2 separate regions of the Homo sapiens genome follow, and region 1 is linked to region 2. Evidence: chromatin loops called from intact Hi-C (ENCODE). Cell type or tissue: GM12878. All regions are shown on one strand.

What was found. A loop is a pair of places that touch in the nucleus more often than their neighbours do. Peaks named below come from ENCODE experiments on the same cell type or tissue, not always from the same donor. Only the 100,000 strongest peaks of a DNase experiment are listed, where the experiment ranks them.
Region 1: it touches region 2 in a loop (6-fold over the local background); 1 of 110 quality-filtered maps calls a loop at or near these places.

Annotation. Positions count from the first base shown.
Region 1 is chr12:95,697,982-95,702,981 of GRCh38, reverse strand. The region is part of intron 5 of NTN4 (netrin 4); the gene reads left to right. Among named protein-coding and RNA genes, the nearest start is that of NTN4, 90 kb to the left of the region's middle. RefSeq lists enhancers at 2,491-2,540, 2,591-2,660. In GM12878, no CTCF peak of the experiment used is centred here; a DNase peak (open chromatin) is centred at 2,411.
Region 2 is chr12:95,101,135-95,106,134 of GRCh38, reverse strand. FGD6 (FYVE, RhoGEF and PH domain containing 6) reads left to right here. Exons shown (of 21, transcript NM_018351.4): 14 at 1,049-1,128. Among named protein-coding and RNA genes, the nearest start is that of NR2C1, 30 kb to the right of the region's middle. In GM12878, no CTCF peak of the experiment used is centred here; a DNase peak (open chromatin) is centred at 2,784.

The DNA.
Region 1 (5,000 bases), 600 kb before region 2:
GGAGGCTGAGGCAGGAGAATCGCTCGCACCTGGGAGGCAGAGGTTGCAGTGAGCCAAGATTGCGCCATTGCACTCCAGCCTGGGAGCCTCCAGAGCAAGACTATGTCTCAAAAAAAAAAAAAACCAAAAAAAAAAAAAACCATTGAAAACCTGAAGCAACAGTTGAGATAAATTTACTAGAAGCACATAAGTTGTAGCTCAGTTTAGTTCAGAAAACATTTATTGAGTGCTTCCCCTGTGCCAACATTAAGTCTGTGAAAATCAGAAGATCTTCCCTAAGAGATGTTACATTCTAGATGAGGAGAAATGTATAATAATAGATCATTTCAGTACTCTGTGGTGGTGATGATGATGACAATATCATAGTAATTGCTGACGTATATTGAGTGCATACTATTTTCTGGTCACTATTCAAAGGGCTGTGTATGTTTTCACTTTTTTAACTTTCACTAAAGCACTTCAATGTAGGTAACATTATTACCACCCATTTTACAAGAGGAAAGTGCAATGAAAAAGATACAGCAAGTGCCTTAGGGAGAGTGTGGGGGTGAGTGAGGACAATTTAGGGAAGACTTCCTTGAAAAGATCCCTCCCTACTTCTTAGATGGCTGTTTCTGTTTTTTCCTGTAAAATTGCTGAAATACAGTTTGTCCTGATTTCTTTTTTTTTTTTTCTTTTTTTTTGTTTTTTTTTTGTTCTTTTGAGACGGAGTCTCTCCCTGTTGCCCAGGCTGGAGTGCAATGGCGCAATCTTGGCTCACTACAACCTCTGCCTCTTAGGTTCAAATGATTCTCCTGCCTCAGCCACCCGAGCAGCTGGGATTACAGGTGCTCGTCACCACACCCAGCTAATTTTTGTATTTTTAGTAGAGACGGGGTTTCCCTATGTTGGCCAGGCTGGTCTCGAACTCCTGACCTCAAGTGATTCACCTTCCTCGGCCTCCCAAAGTGCTGAGATTTCATGCGTGAGCCACCGCGCCCAGCCAGTTTGTCCAGCTTTCTAATCTCAGTCATTTTTAATGAGTTGATCTAGAAAATGAAACAAATTGATGATGTTCTTCCTCACAGCATCTATGATACATGTAATAAAATACGTACCTGGGCATGTTGATTCATTCAACAAATATTGATGGCATTAATCTTGGGGTTTTGTTTGCAGTTAGGTAGCTAGTTTCCTGCCAGGTTAAGCCAAGGACTTACTGGTTCCACGAATGTTCTAGGAGATTTTTCCTCCCACTCTCCTGAGAAGCACCATGCTAAATGCTATGGTTTTATGTGTACATTTTTACTTAATGGTTATAAATTCATCAAACCTGAAGAAACGAGGCCCTGAACCAAATCTTCTAGCCAATAGATTTATTTCTTGTGAGCAATTAAATCATCCCTGTTCTCACTTCCTCTTTATTTCAACCTTAATCAGAGTCTACTGTTGGACCCAGCACAATCAACTACACATTACCATGCCAAGAAATCACTTCTGAGGATTCCAGGGATGTTGTTTGTTTTTTTAAGACTGGGGAGATCACTGAAACTGAATTTATTTCTACAGCTTAGGAAAAAAAAATTTTTGAAAGGACAGTGCATTTAAGGTCTGTAAACACAAGGGAAAACATGAATCTCTCCAGCTGAACCTAGGGCTGAGAACAGAAATGGAGGCTCAAAGTGACTCGTTGCTCAGGCACAGAAGGAAAAAGGGGAATGTAATTCTCACTGTGTACTGAGGTACTTTGAGGAATCTCATCTCTCTGTTCAAAAAGTGGATAGTCTCTTTTAGAGTAACTCACTTGAAACCTTTAAAGTCACCTATGTGACTTTGGTAACCTATAACACAGGTAGATTTTTCTATAGCAGGCATATTTTTAAAATGTGACAGCAGGGGTGGTGGCTCACACCTGTAATCTCAGCACTTTGGGAGGCCAAGTGGGCAGATCACCTGAGGTCAGGAGTTCAAGACCAGCCTAGCCAACATGGTGAAACCCTGTCTCTACTAAAAATACAAAAATTAGTTGGGAATGGTGGAGGGCGCCTGTAGTCCCAGCTACTTGGGAGGCTGAGGCAGGAGAATCACTTGAACCGAGGAGGCAGAAGTTGCAATGAGCCAAGATTGCACCACTGCACTCCAACCTGGGCAACAGAGGGAGACTCTGTCTCAAAAAAAAAAAAAAAAAGAAAGAAAGAAAGAAAAAAGAAAGGGAAGAAAAGAAAAAGAAAGAAAGAAAAAAGAGAATAACCTTCCTAGATAATTGTGTACTGGCTTTTGCGGCAGGGTTCGTGGTGGGAGGGAACCCTGACCTGATTCACACCATTTAGCAATTTCTGTGGTTGAAACATTCTCACCACGGCCAGTTTCAAACTCTCAGGTCATTTTTCATCAGGAAGTCAGACTCAGACTCTGAGTCAAAAGTAGAACGGTTTGGACAAGGTCTTGCCTCCACTTTCACAGCCCCACTTCTCTCACCTCAAGTCATTGGTTCCCAAACCTGGCTGTGGGTCAGAATCACCAGGGAGCACTTACTCAAAATGTGCAATCTTAGAGTCCTGCCCAGAATACACTGAATCAGAATCTCCAACAGGGCGTCCGGACAGAAATCTGCATTCCTTTAAAAAGCATCGTTGGTGACTCTGATTCAGCCTTTTGGCCTCTTGGCTCAGCATTTGAAAACCACTGCTTATAGCAGTCTTGTCTCTAGCATAAGCTCTCTTTAAAAAAAAATTAATTAGCTGAGCATGATGGTATGCACTTGTAGTCCCAGCAACTCAGGAGGCTCAGGCAGGAGGACCACTTGTGCCCAGGAGTTTGAGGCTGCAGTGAGCCATGATCACACCACTGCACTACACAACCAGGGTGGCAGACTGAGACCCTAAGTAAAAAAAAAAAAAAAAAAAAAAAAAAAAAAAAAAATCCTCACTTTAGAAGAATACACTGTTTGAAACAGGTGTTTAAAGAAATGCCTGTAGAACAGAATTAACTCCTTTTAGGAAACAACCAGTTAATTCCTTTACAATAAATTTATTGACTTTTATGCCAAGACACATATTTTAAACTATTACATAGTCTTTCTCCATATTAAAAGGAAAATCAGAAAATGGAAAAGAAAGCAGAATTCATTCTCTGTCAAAGTAAACAACCTCTTGAAAGATTGGCATGCCCTTCCTTCCTCCCTGATGGGCCAAAATAAATGTAGTCAATTGCCCTTTAGCACAGAGTGAATAAAAATAAACTTGGTCTCTCTGCCCTAAAACCCAAACCAAGCATTTACCAAGATAGCATCTGGTTTCATGGCTACCTACCCAAATGAACCAGCTATCTTTGTAAAGAAAGGGTTATATCATCCAGATCTTTTTTTTTTTTTCCTTCTTTCTGGCTTAGGTGAAAACTACTCAGCTGTTGGAGATGCAGGTGCTTTGGGTGGATGACTCTCTTGCCTCAGTCTCTATTGCCATTCTTCACATTCTACTCAAATAGCCCCTTCTCATGATGCTCTCAGGAAGAGTCTCTGCATTTCCGTTTGCACTGATCTCTCTTAAACAGTTATTTCATTTTACCTCCTGTATAGTGATGCTTCCATTTCAGTCTATCTTTCAAGTACAATTTTTACACTAATTAAATCCAGAATACCTTACCACAATTACACATGTAAGAAAACATAAGCACCTTTCATTTGTTTATTCTCGTGCCTGTGAACCAGTCCATTCCTTCCCAAAGGTTATTGAGGTCTCTTCAAATAGTAACTTGTGGGCTTTTTCTTTCAAATTGTAGGTTTGGCAAAGTCACGTGAGTTCATTTTATACCATATAAACAACATAGACATCCTTGTTTTATATTGAAAGCAACTGTGAATGATTCCAGCATAGAATCAATATGAAGTAACTGTTTGTGGAAACCACACTTTAAATAGAACAGTAACTTGGCAGTAATAGTTGGGAAACTTTAATCTCAGCTTTTTTTTTTTTTTTTAATCCAAGAAGTAAAACCAGAGTTTAAGAAGTGAGAGAAATAGAGAAAATAGATATGTCATAACATAATAATCATACTAAGGCAATCCTTTAAAAAGATTAAATAACACATATTGAAATTCATCAAAAAAAGAGAAGCTACGATTATTTTTTATTTTATTTTTTTTTTGAGGCAGAGTCTCACTCTATCGCACAGGCTGGAGTGCAGTGTCATGAACATGGCTCATTGCAGCCTCAAACTCCTGGGCTCAAGCAATTCTCCTGCCTCAGCCTTCTGAGTAGCTGGGACTACAGGCATGTGCCATCATGCCCAGCTAATTTTTTAATTTTTTATTTTTAGTATAGACAGGGTCTCACTATGTTCCCCAGGCTGGTCTTGAACTCCTGAGCTCAAGTGATCCTCCCACCTTGGCCTCCTAAAGTGCTGGGATTACAGGCTGGAGCCACTACACCCAGCCAAAACTTTACAAATTGATGGATAATAAAAATCAGTCACATTTGGGAAGAGAAGTGGACAAGGTCATGAAATTCTCTAAAATGTCTTCCAAGAAGAAAGTGGAATGCAGTAATTCACTGAATAAATAAATAGTATACCATTCTACTTTTGATGAGGACATGTAATAATCAAGCAAACAATTAGAAAATATCAAAATCTTCAGAAGGTCTGGACAAAATTAGAAGGTGCATAAAGAAGAGAATGAGCATTTGGTGAATGGCTGTCATGGACCAGACCTCGTGGTAGGTAATTTAGCAATGTTTATGTGCTAAGTTATAGCTTTATGTGCTATATTTTCTATTTTACAAATGAAGACACTGAGACTTAAATTGATTACAGTTGTCCCTGTTCCTCCATCCACAGTATCCTCGAGGGATTGGTTCCAGGATCCCCGAGGATACCAAAATTCATGGATGCTCAAGTCCCTTATATGAAATGGCTTAGTATTTTCATATAACCTATGCACACCCCCCTGTATACTGTAAATCATCTCTAGGTTACTTATAATACCTAATACAATGTAAATGCTGTGTAAATAGTTGTTATAC
Region 2 (5,000 bases):
AATAACAACAACAAATATATATTTTAGAGAAAATTCCCTAAGATAAACATCTTTCTTATATCCTTTACTTTTCTGTCTATATATGTTACTGTTTATGCATTTGTTTTGTTTTGTTTTGTTTTTTTGTGACAGAGTCTCACTCTGTTACCCAGGCTAGAGTGCAGTGGTGCGATCTCAGCTCACTGCAACCTCTGCCTCCCGAGTTTGAGAGATTCTCCTGACTCAGCCTCTTGAGTAGATGGGACTACAGGCTCAGCTAATTTTTGTATTTTTCACAGAGACGGGGTTTCACTATGTCGGCCAGGCTGGTCTCAAAGTCCTGACCTCAAGTGATCCACCCACCGTCGCATCCCAAAGTGCTGAGATTACAGGCGTGAGCCACTGCGCCCTGCCTGTTTATGCATTTGATTATTCATTCATGTAGTCATTTGTTCACTCATGCATTAATGTATTCATAGGATATTTATTGAGAACTACTATAAACAAAACAGTAATGGGTTTGGTGGAAGATATGAAGATAAGTTGAAGCATGATTCTTATTGTCTTTCCTCCCCCAGGGACTTAGCAACTAGTTGGGAAGACAGTACACTACACGTAAATACCTATAAAGTAGACAGTAATAAATATCACTATAAAGGCACAATTACAGTTTTGGGAATTCAGAAAATAAAGAACTTGCAGTGTTTGATGGTCATGGTGGGGACTGGCCTGTAGCTTTTGAGAGCAGCTAGGAAAGAAGGAGAAAGAGGAGGAAGAGCCAGTGGACCTTAAAGTATAGGTCACATTTGGCCATGCTGAGATGTAAGGGAAAGGCATTCCAGGTGGAGGGCATACTGTGAGCAAAGTCCTGGAGGTGGGAAAGGTGGGCTGGTGTGTGGGCTTTTCAATTCATCTGAAGCATAGAGTAGATGAAGGAGAACAGCAGTAGAGAAAGCTGGATAGGAAGATTGGTTGTGGATGTAAGCAGCCAGGGCCATTGGACAACTTCAGCTCATTGATATGGTTTTCAGTAGGATGAGTCGGCTCAAATTGTTGTGCTTTCTTCCAGGTCAGAAAACCTACCCAAGAAGCCTATCAGAATGAATTAAAGATTGAAAGTGTAGAACGTTCCTTCATTCTCTCAGCCAGGTAAATTTTTTCTTCTTCTTTTTTTTTTTTTTTTTCTCATTCTGAGTCTGCTTGCTAGGGAATGTCAGGAAAATTTTGGTTTTTGGTTTTTTTTGAGACAGCATCTCACTCTGTCACCCAGGCTGGAATGCAGTGGCACAATCACGGCTCACTGCAGCCTCCACCTCCATGGCCCAAGCAGTTCTCCCACCTCAGCCTCTTGAGTAGCTGGGACCACAGGCATGCACTACCATACCCGGCTAACTTTAAAAATATTTTTTTGTATGCCAGGTGTGGTAGCTCACCCCTGTAATACCAGGACTTCGGGAGGCTGAGCTGGGCAGATCACTTGAGGTCAGGAGTTTGAGACCAGCCTAGCTAACATGAACATGATTAAACCCCATCTCTACTAACAATACAAAAATTAGCCAAGTATGGTGGCAGGCACCTGTAGTCCCAGCTACTCAGGAGGCTGAGGCAGGAGAATTGCTTGAACCCAGGAGGCGGAGGTTGCAGTGAGCGAAGATCCCACCACTGCACTCCAGCCTAGGTGACAGAGAGAGATTCTGTCTCAAAAAAAAAAATTTTTTTTTTAGAGATGGGGTCTCCATATGTTCCCCAGGCTGATCTTGAACTCCTGAGCTCATGCAATCTTCCCACCTTAGCTTCCCAAAGTGCTGAGATTACAGGTGTGAGTCACTGTGCCGGCCTATTTTTAAGAATACATAAACATAGATTTTTGTGAGTATAACAGGGAAAGATATTGCCAACACTTTTTGCACTTAGGTTAGCTACTGACTTTTTGTTCTTCTTTTTCTTCTTTCCCAATACCGTGCAGTTTTACTCTTGATTTACCATGCAAGGAAGTGGCTGAGAGCAGAGGCAACAGTATGCTAGAAGCACAGAGATTAAAATGTTCTTCTGAATAGAATAACAATGGTGAAAGTGCTTTGCTGATCATTTTTTAAGTGGCTATTTCAAATTGTTTTTAAGAACAACTAGTGCTTTATAGGTTATTAGGAAATTTGTAGGTGTCACTTAAAGGTTCTAACAAACCTATGAGGTAGGTGTAATCTCCTTCTAAAAATTAGGAAACTAAATTACAGAAAAATGGAGTTGCTGTCTTACGGATACATATTTGACACAGCCAGGATGCAAATCGAAGTCTTTTGCTTTTAAGTCCATTGTTATGGGCTGGGTGCAGTAGCTTACGCCTGTAATCAAGCACTTTGGGAGGCCAAGGCGGGTGGATCACCTGAGGTCAGGAGTTTGAGACCAGCCTGGCCAACATGGTGAAACCCCATCTCTACTAAAAATACAAAAAAATTAGCCAGACATGGTGGCATGTGCCTATGATCCCAGCTACTTGGGAGGCTGAGGCAGGAGAATCACTTGAACCTGGGTGGTGGAGGTTGCAGTGAACCGAGATCACTCCACTGCACTCCAGCCTGGGTGATAGAGCAAGACTCCATCTCAGAAAGAATGGAGGGAGGGCGGGAAAAGAAATCCATTATTATTTATGATACCACCTTGCCCCAGACCGGAACCTGCAGTGACTTAATATGTTGCCATAATGTAATTCAAGTGCTGAGGAAACCTGAAACTCTATGACTCATAAAAATACATTACTGAGTTACTGACTGAGTGGCGGAAGTGGGTATTTGGGAAGGTTTGACTGGTGAAGGGAGAGATGCCAATAGTCATAGCATGCTCCACTGCACAATCTAAATAATGAGACACTGTCTTCTCAGACCTAACCTTTGATCTAATAAAAATAGAAGCAAACGCTTTTGTAACACTTACTGTATGCCAGGCACCATCATAAAGACTTTATGTGTAGTACTTCGTTTCATCTTCACAGCAACCTGTAAGGCAAGTTGTCGTTATTATACCCATTCTATGCTGAGAAAAGCCACTCAGCTATACTAGCAGAGCCAGGATTTGAAACCAGGCAGTCTGTTTCCAATTGTCCATACCACTGAAATCAACTAGGATCTTAGGAGCAGGTGGAGTAGTGGCCAGAATCATTTATTACTCTGCATCAGTCACAGTGCTCATGTTTCGTTTTATATTTATTTTCTCTTTTAAGTTCTATGATAACTTTGTGGGGTGGATATTATCTTGATCTTCCAGATTAGAAAAATGGAGGCTCAGAGAGGTTCAATAACACATCTAAGGTTACACGAGTAGTAAGCAGTGGAGCTGTGATTTGAACCTAGGTGTTTCTGACAACCTTTATAATTTTGCTTACGTCCATGAATGTCAAGGACTCAAACCAAATGTCTGACTTCCCAAAATCAGAGGACCACAAGAGTCATCCTGGGGTGTGCTACTCCTCTGAAATGCAATGGCTACTGCTGCCTGACATACAGGATGACAGGAGAAGACAAATACCTGTGTCTAGGGTTTGTCAAATGCTTCGCAGCTAGCAGTCAGAACAAGCAAATTTCTTGGGGGTACCTGAAGCATCCACCAGATACCAATATTTAGAGAGTGCAGGTAAACTCTCAATCACTTAGCATTGTGACTTTTTCTTTTCTTTTCCTTTATTGTTGTTGTGTTTTTTTTTTTTTTTTTTTTTTTTGAGAAAGGGTCTCGCTCTGTCACCCAGGCTGGAGTGCAGTGGCACGATCTCGGCTGACTGCAGCCCCCGCCTCCCGGCTTCAAGCGATCCTTGTGCCTCAGCCTCCCAAGAAGCTGGGACTACAGGCATGCGCCACCATGCCCAGCTAAGTTTTTAATTTTTAGTAGAGACAGGGTTTCACCATGTTGCCCAGGCTGGTCTTAAACTCCTGACCTCAAGTGATCCACCCACCTCACCCTCCCAAAGTGCTGGGATTACAGGCGTGAGTCACCACGTCTGGCCATCTTTTTTAATTTTAAGATAGAGATGACCTTTCACCATATTGGCCAGGCTGGTCTTGAACTCCTGACCTCAGGTGATCCACCCCCACTCAGCCTCCCAAAGTGCTACAGGCAGGATTGTGTTCAGCCCTTTTTTCGTTTTTGAGGGATAGAGGAGTTTGAACAAAAGTTCAGAGAACAAGGCCGGTGCTAAGTGGCTCATGCCTGTAATCCCAGCACTTTGGGAGGCCGAGGCGGGTGGATCACAAAATCAGGAGATCGAGACCATCCTGGCCAACGTGGGGAAACCCCGTCTCTACTAAAAATACAAAAATTAGCCGGGTGTGGTGGCGCTTATCTGTAGTCCCAGCTACTCGGGAGACTGAGGCAGGAGAATTGCTTGAACCCAGGAAGTGGAGGTTGCAGTGAGCCGAGATCGCACCACTGCACTCCAACCTGGCAACAGAGTGAGGCTCCATCTCAAAAAAAAAAAAAAAAAAAAGAAAGTTCAAAGAACATTAAGACCATGTATATCATGTTCCCAGTGAGTGCTTGAGCTTGGTTCTTAAAATCAAGAGGTTATTTTCAAAATTCCAAGGCAGAAATGCCTATAGAAAAGTCAAGTTTTAATTGCACTTCTATTTCCCAAGTAAAAATGAGCCTTGGTGAAAAACAGTAATCTATTTTATTAAGATTAAATCATTCAAGAAATTATAGTGAATGTTTCTTTCCTTGGTTGTTAGGTGAATATCTGGATGTTCATGATTTCCAGATCAGTACCAGACAGGTGTAATGAACAGCTCTGATCAAGATTTATATTTCTGTGACTTTTTTCTTTTTTGTGACAGAGTCTCGCTCTGTTGCCCAGGAGTGCAGTGACGCGATCTTGGCTCACTGCAACCTCCACCTCCCGGGTTCGAGCAATTCTTCTGCCCTAGCCTTCCGAGTCACTGGGACTACAGGGGTGCGCCGCCATGCCCGGCTAATTTTTTTTTTTTTTTTGTATTTTTAGTAGAGATGGGGTTTCACCATGTTGGCCAGGCTGGTCT